Linked DNA regions of Homo sapiens: region 1 is linked to region 2. Evidence: read pairs that join two places in POLR2A ChIA-PET (ENCODE). Cell type or tissue: A673. All regions are shown on one strand. Each heading gives the region's core, and the rest is flanking DNA. Links, peaks and the distances in the headings are about the cores only. Region 1 holds the start of LOC105379167 (a long non-coding RNA gene). Region 2 overlaps LOC105379168 (a long non-coding RNA gene).

Region 1 (5,392 bases), core at 168-5,167, 170 kb before region 2:
TAAAATGTCAGTTATCTTCAAATTGATCAATAGATTTTATCCAAATCTGATCAAAATCCCAGTAGAATTTTTAAAAAATAGAAATTGACAATATGATTCTAAAATTTATATGTAAATATAACTAGAATAGAATTAAAAAATAGAAATTGACAATATGAGTCTAAACTTTATATATAAACATAACTGGAATAGCCAAAACAATTTTGAAAATAAGGACAGAGTTGGAGGACTTACACTACATGATTTCAAGACTTATTATAAAACTGTAGTTATCAAAAAAAATAGTATTGGTGTTAGGATAGTCATATAAATCAATAGAATGAAAGAATAATGTCAAAAAGAGACCCACCCATATGTGGTTATTTAATTTTTGTAGAACAAGATTCTAATGTAATTCAAAGAGGAAAACAGTATTTATTTCAACTAATGGTGCTGAAATGGAATATTCCTTTTGGAAAAATAATTACTTGTAATTCTTACCTAACACCATACTAAAAAATTACTCAAAATGGATCATATATTTAAAAGTATGTAGTGGTTTTAAACACATCTGCTCAGATTTAACCACATTTCAAAATGCAGAGCCTTTTTGAATATGGGCCAGTCTTGAATATGACCAGCCTTAGCAACTCACTCCAAGAGACTATAGGTGATACCATGACATTTGAGGCTAGGTCATATGATGTATGACATTTTGTTTCTGGCTCTTTCCCTCAAGAAGTTTGAACTCAGCCATGGTATCGTATTATAAAAAAGACCAGGCCACATGGTGAGGCCACAGGTAAGTGTTCTGCCTGACAACACCAGCTATGATCCCACCTGATAGACAATATCAACCATCAGACATGTGAGTGAATGAGACTTCAGGTGATTTCAGCTCCCAGCCTTCCAGTTGCCCTAACTGCCATTCCAGGTGCCCTAACTGCCATTGAGTAGAACAAAGACAAGCAGTGCTTACCAAACTCAGCTTAAATGCAGATTTATGAGCCAAATAAACATGGTTGTTGTTTTAAGCTTCTAAATTGTGGTACATTTTGTTATGCAGCAATAGATAATTAGAGCAATATAAAAGCTAAACTGCCAAACTTTTAAGAGAAGTATAAAAAAAATTCATAGTTAAGATGATATGGTTAGGGTGTGTTTCCCCACCCAAATCTCATCCTGAATTGTAATGCCCATAATCTCCATAATCCCCACATGTCAAGGGGAACACCAAGTGGGGGTATTGGAATAGTAGGGTTGGTTTCCCCTATGCTGTTATCATGACAATGAGTGAGTTCTCACGAGATCTGATGGTTTTATAAGGGGCTCTTCCTCCTTTGTTCAGCACTTCTCCTTCCTGCTGCCTTACGAAGAAGGTGCCTTGCTTCCTGTTCACCTTCCACTATGGCTGTACATTTCCTGAGTCTTCCCCAGCCATGCTAAACTGTGAATCAGTTAAACCTCTTTCTTTTATAAGTTACCCAGTCTCAGGCAGTTCTTTATAGCAGTATGAAAATGGACTAATACAGTAAATTGGTACCTCAGAGAGAGGGGTGCTGCTATAAAGATACCTGAAAATGTGGAAGCAACTTTGGAACTGGGTAACAGGAAGAGGTTGGAATAGTTTCCAGGGCTCAGAAGAACATAGAAAGATGTGGGAAAATTTGGATCTTCCTACAGACTTGTTGACTGGCTTTGACCAAAATGCTGATAGTGAAACGGACAATGAAGTCCAGGATGAGGTGGTCTCAGATGGAGATGAGGAACTTTTTGGGAACTGGAATAAAGTTGACTCTTGCTATACTTTAGCAAATAGACTGGCAGCATTTTGCCCTTGCCCTAGAGATCTGTGGAACTTTGAACTAAAGAAAGATAATTTAGGGTATCTGGCAGAAGAAATTTCTAAGCCCCAAAGCATGCAAGATGTGACTTGGGTGCTATTTAAAGCATTCAGTTTTATGCATTCACGAAGAGGTGGTTTGGAATTGGAACTTATGTTTAGTAGGGAAGCAGAACATAGAAGTTCAGAAAATTTGCAGCCTGATGATGGGATAGAAAAGAAAAACCCATTTTCTGAGAAGAAACCCAAGCTGGCTGCAGAAATTTGCATGAGTAAAAAGGAACCAAATGTTAGTCACCAAGACAATAGGAAAAATGTCTCCAGGGCCTATCAGAGGTCTGCATGGCAGCCCATCCCATCATAGGCCCAGAGGGCTAGGAAGAAAAAATGGTTTCCTGGGCTGGGCCCAGGGCCTTGCTGCTTTATGCAATCTTGGGACTTGGTGCCCTGTATCCCAGCCATGGCTAAAAGGGGCCAACATACAGCTCAGGCCATTGCTTCAAAGGGTGAAAGCCCTAGTCCTTGTTGGTTTCCACGTGGTGTTGGGCCTGTGGGTGCACAGAAGTCAAGAACTGAGGTTTGGGAACCTCTACCTAGATTTCAGAGGATGTATGGAAATGCCTGGATGTCCAGGCAGGAGTTTGCTGCAGGGGTGAGGTCCTCATGGAGAACCTCTGCTAGGGCAGTAAGGAAGTGAAATGTGGGGTCGAAGCCCCCACACAGAGTCCCCACTGGGGCACTGCCTAGAGGAGCTTTGAGAAGAGGGATACCATCCTCCAGACCCCAGAATTGTAGATCCACCAACAGCTTGCACCATGTGCCTGGAAAAGCTGCCGACACTCAACACCAATATGCGAAAGCAGCCGGGAGGGAGGCTATACCCTGCAAAGCCACAGGACAGAGCTGCCCAAGACCATGGGAACCCAGCTCTTGAATCAGTGTGACCTGGATGTGAGACATAGAATTAAAGGAGATCATTTCCGAGCTTTAAGATTTGACTGCCCCTCTGGATTTCAGAGTTGCATGGGGCCTTTAGCCCCTTCATTTTGGCCAATTTATCCCATTTGGAATGGTGTATTTGCCCAATACCTGTACGCCCATTGTATCTAGAAAGTAATTAACTCGCTTTTGATTTTACAGGCTCCCAGGCAGAAGGGACCTGCCTTGTCTCAGATTAGACTTTGGACTTGGACTTTTGGGTTAAAGCTGGAATAAATTAAGACTTTGGGGGACTATTGGGAAGGCATGACTTGCTTCGAAGAGTGAAAGCAACATGAGATTTTGTAGGGACCAAGAACAGAATGATATGGTTTGGCTGTGTCCCCAACAAAATCACATCTTGAATTGTAATCCTTATAATCCCCATAATCCCCATGTGTCAAGGGAGAGATGAGGTGAAGGTAAGTGAATCATAGTGAAGGTGATATGGTTAGGGTTTGTTTCCCCACCCAAATCTCATCTTGAATTGTAATGCCCATAATCTCCATAATCCCCATGTGTCAAGGGGAACACCAAATAAAGGTAATTGAATAATAGGGCTGGTTTCCCCATGCTGTTATCATGATAGTGAGTGAGTTCTCAGGAGATCTGATGGTTTTATAAGGGGCTCTTCCACCTTTGCTCAGTACTTCTCCTTCCTGCCACCTTGTGAAGAAGGTGTTTGCTTCCCCTTCTGCCATGACTGTAAATTTCCTGAGGCTTCCACAGACATGCAGAACTGTGAGTCAATTAAACCTCTTTCTTTTATAAATTACCCAGTCTTGGGCAGTTCTTTACAGCATTATGAAAGGGGATCAATACATAGGATTAGACAAAGATTTCTTTAAGGGATATTAAAAGCACAAACCACAAAAGAAAAATATTGGTAAATTAGTTATCAACACAATTAATAATAGTTCTGTCATTCTAAAGACAGTATAAAGAATGAAAAGGCAAACTTTACCATACATATATTTGACTCAAGTATTAGTATGCAGAACATGTAATGAATTCCCCTCTCTCAATAATATGAAGACAAATACCATATTTAAATCTTGGCAAAAGATTTGTATAGGTATTTTTAAAAGAAGATATATAAAGCCCAATAAGCATATGAAAAGATACCCAATGTCATTAATTGGTCATTAGAAAAATGCATATTTAAACCTTAGTGAGATGACACTATACATCCACTAGAATGGTTAAAATTATATAAACTGACAACACAAAAATTTTGCTAGTACATGGAGTGCCTGGAACTCGTATATTTTTAGTGGGAGTGCAAAACTGTGCAACACCTTTGGAAAACAGTTTGGTAGTTTTTGTAATCTAGTTTTTATATAGTTAAACACTTACCAAAGGACTCAGCAATTCCATTCTTAGGTATTTCACCAAAGGAAATGAAATCACATGACCATACAAATATTTGTACAACTTGGTCCTTAGATATATAGGATGATGCATTCTAAATTCTGTTCTTAATACCCTTTGTTGGTCAAGAATTTTAATTAGATTTACTATTCTTTTCCTTTCTTAAAGGACACACCCAGAGGATCCCATAGTCATGGGCTTACTTTGGTACCTCCCTTACTGTGCAGTGGACAGATGCTCTCCTGGTCTGATCCTATGCTGTGTGGTATTTCATGATGGTGGGTCCAGCATTCCATAAGCCATCGGATAGTGGTAGTGGTACAGGCAGAGTAGAGAAAGCAAAGGTATAATAACGATACATGCTGTATCCAGGGATTATCATTGTCAAGATTGTGAAACTTCCCTTTGGCTTACTATGCATAGTTTATTTATTTTGCATGGTTTATTTGCTTTGCATACTTATTTTCCCCAAACTTCTCTGGGTGTCAGGGAGTTTAGGCTGCTCTCAGAGGCACATCTTCAAACACTTCTATCTAGAAACTTAAAATTATATAAAATTATCACCCTTTCATCTTCCCTCACACTTCCTTCCTTAGTGGTCTGATCTCAGCAAGATGTTAAGGAGGGAGGTGATACGATATATTTTTGAATAAATGTAAATGATAACAAAATTTAAAATGTGTTACCTTTCTTGGAGTACCTTCCTTTTAATCAACAAAGATAGTCACAATTTCTTTTTTAATGTCACTGACTCAGCATAATTTTAACATATTTTCTAGGTATTAAACTTAATAAATTTTTATGTAGAGAGACTTCAATGAAATTTTAATTTACATCATATGTACAATTTCACATATTTATAAGGATATTCCTGGATATATGTAAATAAAATTTTTGCCAGAAGATATTACTAAAAAATGTAGAAGTCGAATCAACTCTTTTAAATTCAGCTTTCTAAAATGTAGATAAAGGCAGTCTCTTTATCATCTATAGGGAATCAGCAAGGATGAATGAGAGAAGTATTTTATTTTTTCCAGAGAACATCTACATATTAATACAATTTGTATACGCTTTTACAATAAATGGTCTGGATTAAGGTTTCTCTCCCTTATGACAACCCAATCTCTTGAGTATATCTTTCTACTGTAAATGTCATGTAAAGGAGCAATTTACATAGTTCATGGATCAGAATTTCTTCAGAGAATTGTGAGAACCTCTTAA
Region 2 (5,392 bases), core at 202-5,201:
TCTTAGGCTGAACAAGTGTCAGAGGTGTGTGAGCCAGAGCAACTCCATCTTAAATAGGAGCTGGGTAAAATGAGGCTGAAACCTACTGGGCTGTGTTCCTAGACGGTTAAGGCATTCTAAGTCACAGGATGAGATAGGAGGTCAGCACAAAATGCAGGTCATAAAGACCTTGCTGATAAAACAGGTTCCAGTAAAGGAGCCAGCCAAAACCCACCAAAATCAAAATGGCGATGAGAGTGACCTCTGGTTGTCCTCACTACTACACTCCCACTGGCTCCATGACAGTTTACAAATGCCATGGTACAATGTCAGGAAGTTACCCAATATTGTCTAAAAAGGGGAGGCATGAATAATCCACCCCTTGTTTAGCATATCATCAAAAAATAACCATAAAAATAGGCAACCAGCAGCCCTCAGGGCTGCTCTGTCTATGGAGTGGCCATTCTTTTATTCTTTTACTTTCTTAATAAACTGGCTTTCACTTTGCACAGCAGACTCGCCCTGAATTCTTTCTTGTGCGAGATCTAAGAACTCTATCCATGGGTCTGGATCGGGAACCCTTTCTGGTAACACAAGCGCTTGGTAAGAAAGGTCTCAGTGGCAGAGAGGGATTGCATAAAGGACCTCTGAGTATGTGTTTCTGCATCGCATAAGGCCAATATGATGGGAAGCACTAGATAAAAACAAAATGTCCAAATCTCTTCTTAAAAAGGATACATTTCCCAGTATAAAGTTAATCTGTTACAAAATAGTTATGTTTTCTAAGGAAATTTAGAATAAAGAAGTAAGAGTTAAAAAAGTTATTCCCAATACCTCACTATTACCCATTACCACTGGTATATTTTTCATAGTCTAGAATAATGGACCCGTTTCTGTTTGCTTTTTTATATAACTCCAAAATATGATAGAAACAATTGCTATCATGCAAAACTTACTTTAAATTTAAATTTAAATAAAAATTAGATCCTTATTAAAATTAATTGGTTAATTAATCACCTGAAGAATAAATCCATGGGATTATCCACAAAGAAACATAACTAAAAAATGAGCAATTTTATTCTACAATATATGTATACTTCAAAACATCATATTGTACATAATCAATAGTACAATTTTATTTGCCAATTTAAAATGAAATAATCAATATTGTCCAGCAAATTTTAAACACAAACTGCAAAAATGCAATTCTAAAATGCATACCTACCATATAAGCGTTATGCTCCTTTATGTCAAGCAACTGTAGACATTTTAATTTAGTATTAAAAAAAGGAAATTCACTCCAGTTGTGATAATTAGCAGGAAAGTAAATAGAGTTCAGAAAATGTTAAAAGTTTGATCAAGATAAAAACAATACAGATAGAAGCTTTTGCCAGCAAGAAAAGCAAAGAAAGGTAAATACTTATCCATGCAGGAGATAGAGAGTTGACTTATTCCTATTCCCAAAATTCCTGACCATGAGGGAAAAAAATAGCTCACTGGGAGACATGTATTCACATTATAAAGAGTAAATGAGTTAAGAAAGGTCAGGGATAACTTACAGGAATATATTATGCACTATAAATCATTTTTTCCTAAATGTAGAAAGCATTGAAGAATAAACGTTGAATGTTGTCTATTTTTTCCAGCAAAATAACAGGACTTTCAAAAAATATCAAACAAATAGTTCAAAAACATAGCAATTCAGCAGAGGATAAATGTCTTGGAATGCATTGGCACAAATTGTCTATTTAGAATGCACTTTGGCCCAATTAGATGAGATGACTATGCAAAAAAAATTTTTTTTGAACAAATGTTTTTGTTCAAAAAAAATTTGTTGAATAAAATGTTAATGAATGGTAACATAATTATTGTGCCAATTGCTAAGCTAATTGCTCATTAATTAAACTATGAACATTCATGGGGAATAAATATTTGGAGAATAGAGGTGTGGATGGCATAGATGAATTAATCAAAGCCAATGAGTACAGTGGGTAAGAGTTTGGGCTACTTCCTAGTTGCATGATTTCGGGTGAGTTACTTCATATCTCTGCCTCATTTCCACATTTGTAAAATGAAAATAATAATATCTACCTCATAGGACTGCTGTTATGACAATTAAAGGAGATGAGTCATTTAAAGTCCATGACACAGTGCTGGCAGTAGACCCAGAAGGAACCAGCCATTGTACAAAGTAAAATAACTGTGGAATCAGATTTAGAATTCATGTTTTCTTCCCCCTTGTTTGATGTTATTTAGGAGGTGATACTAAAGACATTGTCATAGGCAAAGTCAGTAACCCCTGATATTTGAACTTGGTGCAAATTGATTACTATGCTATTTAAAGGTTCATTAAATTTAGTTATTACTGTAATCTCACCCTAAACTTAATGGTGTTGAAACAAGGACTGTCTAACCTCTAAATCAAAAACTAAATAAAAATGTAAAGATGCTAAATGCAATCCTGTGGTTATGTATTCATCCACCATATGGTGTCTTAATGTGTTTCTTAGCATCTGGTGGAATAAAGCCAAGATGCTGGGTTTGATCCCATTTGGGTCTGTTAACCGCTTTAGTGCATGTTTAGCTAAGTCATACTTGGCTTGCCAGCTTGCAAAGGCATGATTTTGGAAGGAACAGTAGTGAGTTATGGGGGTAAGTGATAGTTAAGAAGACAGGGGAAGGTGTTCATTCCTAATGATGGTAGGCTGCTTCAATAATAGCAGATTCATGCATAAAAGACAGTATAACATGATGTGTTCATCTAGAAGCACACAAAATTTCAAAGACATACCGAAAAAGTCAGAAATAGAAAAAGGTTAATCTCAGTTTGCTATATGGTCATATTTACCCCTCCAAAAAATGTAAAGTCAATATTCCAATAATCTCAAAAGTGCATTCTAACTTCCTCTTGGTTCCAATTGTTTTCATTAGCTTTAGTTCTCCATATGAGACTTCTTATTAGGCCTGTTACATATTTCTGTAATCTTTCAGGAGGTCAGGACCCCAGTCTCCTGCTATGCCCTTCATTATTCATTAGATAAGATCGAGATTATCTTCTCACCTGGAGGGCAGTGACAAAACTTTGGTGTAATTTAGGATCTCTTCTAATCTTTCCATCTGTTTGGATTAGGGAAGATTCCTGTGAATGCTCAATTTCTTTGATCTTTTATTCAAAGGTCCTGGTTTGATAAGGTGGTTGGCAAGATTCTAGCGCCTTACTTTTTCCTTGGTCTTTTATTGAACCGAATTCCCTAAATTTTGCTTTAGGAAGAAAAAAGGCAATTCTTTAAGTGTAATGGGCTGCAGGGTCTCTGAAATTTAATTTAATACGATCTTCCATTCTAAAGGACAAAATAATATAACCATCTTTGCTGTGAACTGTGTGTAGAATATACTTGTATCAACTTCCCTTGCTTGCTGAGAGCATGTTGGGATAAATCACTGTGGTGTGATTTATGAAGTCCCCTCCTTCTCTCAGTCTCTCCCCAGCCTATTTGAGTTTCCTATCCAGGCATCAGGCCTTTCCTGACAGATATGATAGAATTGGTACTGGTAGTCACTCCCAGCAGGGTCTGTCTTTGATGTTTTATTAAGTGTATGATTTACTGTCTCTTCTTTTGATTTACTAACTAAAGTAAGAAATAAGAACGTTAGGTTGGTAACAATATCCAAATGGCCACTTTTAAGAAATTGCTGGCCGGGCGAGGTGGCTTATGTCTGTAATCCCAGAACTTTGGGAGGCCAAGGCAGGCAGATCACCCGAGTTCAGTTTGAGACCAGCCTGCCCAACATGGCGAAACCCCATCTCTCCTAAAAATACAAAAAAATAGCTGGGCGTGGTGGTGGGCACCTGTAATCCCAGCTACGCAGGAGAATCGCTTGAACCCAGGAGGTAGAGGTTGCAGTGAGCTGAGATCAGCCGCTGCACTCCAGCCTGGGCAGCAAGAGGGAAACTCCATCTTAAAAAAAAAAAAAAAAAGAAGGAAATTCCTTTAAATGTGTTAGTTTTCAGAACAGTGAGATCGCCACTAAGAGTATTTTCTCATCATCAAGTATATGGCTAGATTGGAAAGTGATTCTATAATCAAAAAATGCCATTCAAAGAAAGTTTAAGCAATTGGCTAGCAGGAAAAGTGGTTACCTTCTCCCTTCCCCCGTGTGTGTGTGTGTGTGTGTGTGTGTTTGTGTGTATGTAAACTTACAAATTCTTTCCCCTGGTTAAAATAAAACACACACACAAAACAATGATGACAACTGTAATTACATCCTGGCAACATTGAAAAAAAGAGAAATTGATCAGTGTTGCAAGCTTTTCTTTCTTCCTAATAATCATCGTTTCTGAATACTAGAAAATAGAATGCCTGATGTTTATCACTACACACTAAAGGACACTTTAGGGAAGGCTAATATTTTGGCCTTTGGGACCTTGTTATGCTTGAAGCTTTACTGGTGGAACATCAACATTCTTTGCTTTCTCTTTGTAAAATATTTGCTGTAAAGTGTAAATAAAGAAAGGAGAGTATTTCTTCACATTGCTATGCTAAAACATCTGGCATCTGGGGTTGTGTTTATACCCTTCTGCACTGCAGGCAGTGCAGGAAGCCTCCTTCAAAGCAGTCTGGATTTTTCTTTCACCTCCTTGAATGTCCAAAAAGTAACTTTTATGGTTTTTTTTTTTCTTTTGGAAGACGATTTTTGTCCAGCATATGGAGCATCTTAAATACTTGGGCCAAAAAACAAGTCACTAGAAAGGGAAGTTCTCCAATTTATCTTACAGAACACCTGCTTATATCCTAAAGGGCTCTGTGTCACTCAAGGCTCCACCTACATTCTCAATATATAAGATCCAAAAATAACATAGTGCTTTTTGGAATACAATCTCACTTTAAAATGCATTTCCACCTTGCCTGTTCCAAACAATATGATTACAAAGAATCAAACAATAGGATAAAGCAAATAAATAAGAACTTGGAGAGGAAATTAGGTAGAAATTGAATGGAAATTGAACAGAAAATAAGGACAGGGAAACAAAATTGAGTTTAATACACAGAATGCATGCTGTATGCTCATTACAGGTGAGCTGCAAATTTGGATCTGAATTTCCTAGCAAACTAATAAAAAAGAAACACTGAATTAATCATATGAGTTTTGACATCAAGAAAGAAAAACATGGTGGCTATGTCTGTAATCCCAGCACTTTGGGAGGCTGAGGCGGGCGGATCACCTGAGGTCAGGAGTTGGAGACCAGCCTGGCCAACATAGCAAAACCCCGTCTCTACTAAAAATACAAAAAAAAAAAAAAAAAAAATAGTCAGGCATGGTGGCAGGCGCCTGTAATCCCAGCTACTCGGGAGGCTGAAGCAGGAGAATTGCTTGAACCCAGAAGGCAGAGGTGGCAGTGAGCCGAGATCCT

What was found. ChIA-PET counts read pairs that join two places held together with the same protein. Peaks named below come from ENCODE experiments on the same cell type or tissue, not always from the same donor. Only the 100,000 strongest peaks of a DNase experiment are listed, where the experiment ranks them.
Region 1: POLR2A ChIA-PET joins it to region 2 with 10 read pairs; 2 of 35 experiments call an interaction of 5 or more read pairs at or near these places.

What each region holds. Positions count from the first base shown.
Region 1 is chr5:128,658,280-128,663,671 of GRCh38, forward strand. It overlaps LOC105379167 (a long non-coding RNA gene), which reads right to left and starts at 897. Exons shown (of 3, transcript XR_948768.3): 1 at 820-897. LOC105379168 (a long non-coding RNA gene) reads left to right here and starts at 3,578. Exons shown (of 7, transcript XR_001742460.1): 1 at 3,578-4,449. In A673, for the core only: no CTCF peak of the experiment used is centred there; no DNase peak of the experiment used is centred there.
Region 2 is chr5:128,823,917-128,829,308 of GRCh38, forward strand. All of the region lies in intron 4 of LOC105379168 (a long non-coding RNA gene), which reads left to right. Among named protein-coding and RNA genes, the nearest start is that of SLC27A6, 140 kb to the right of the region's middle. In A673, for the core only: no CTCF peak of the experiment used is centred there; no DNase peak of the experiment used is centred there.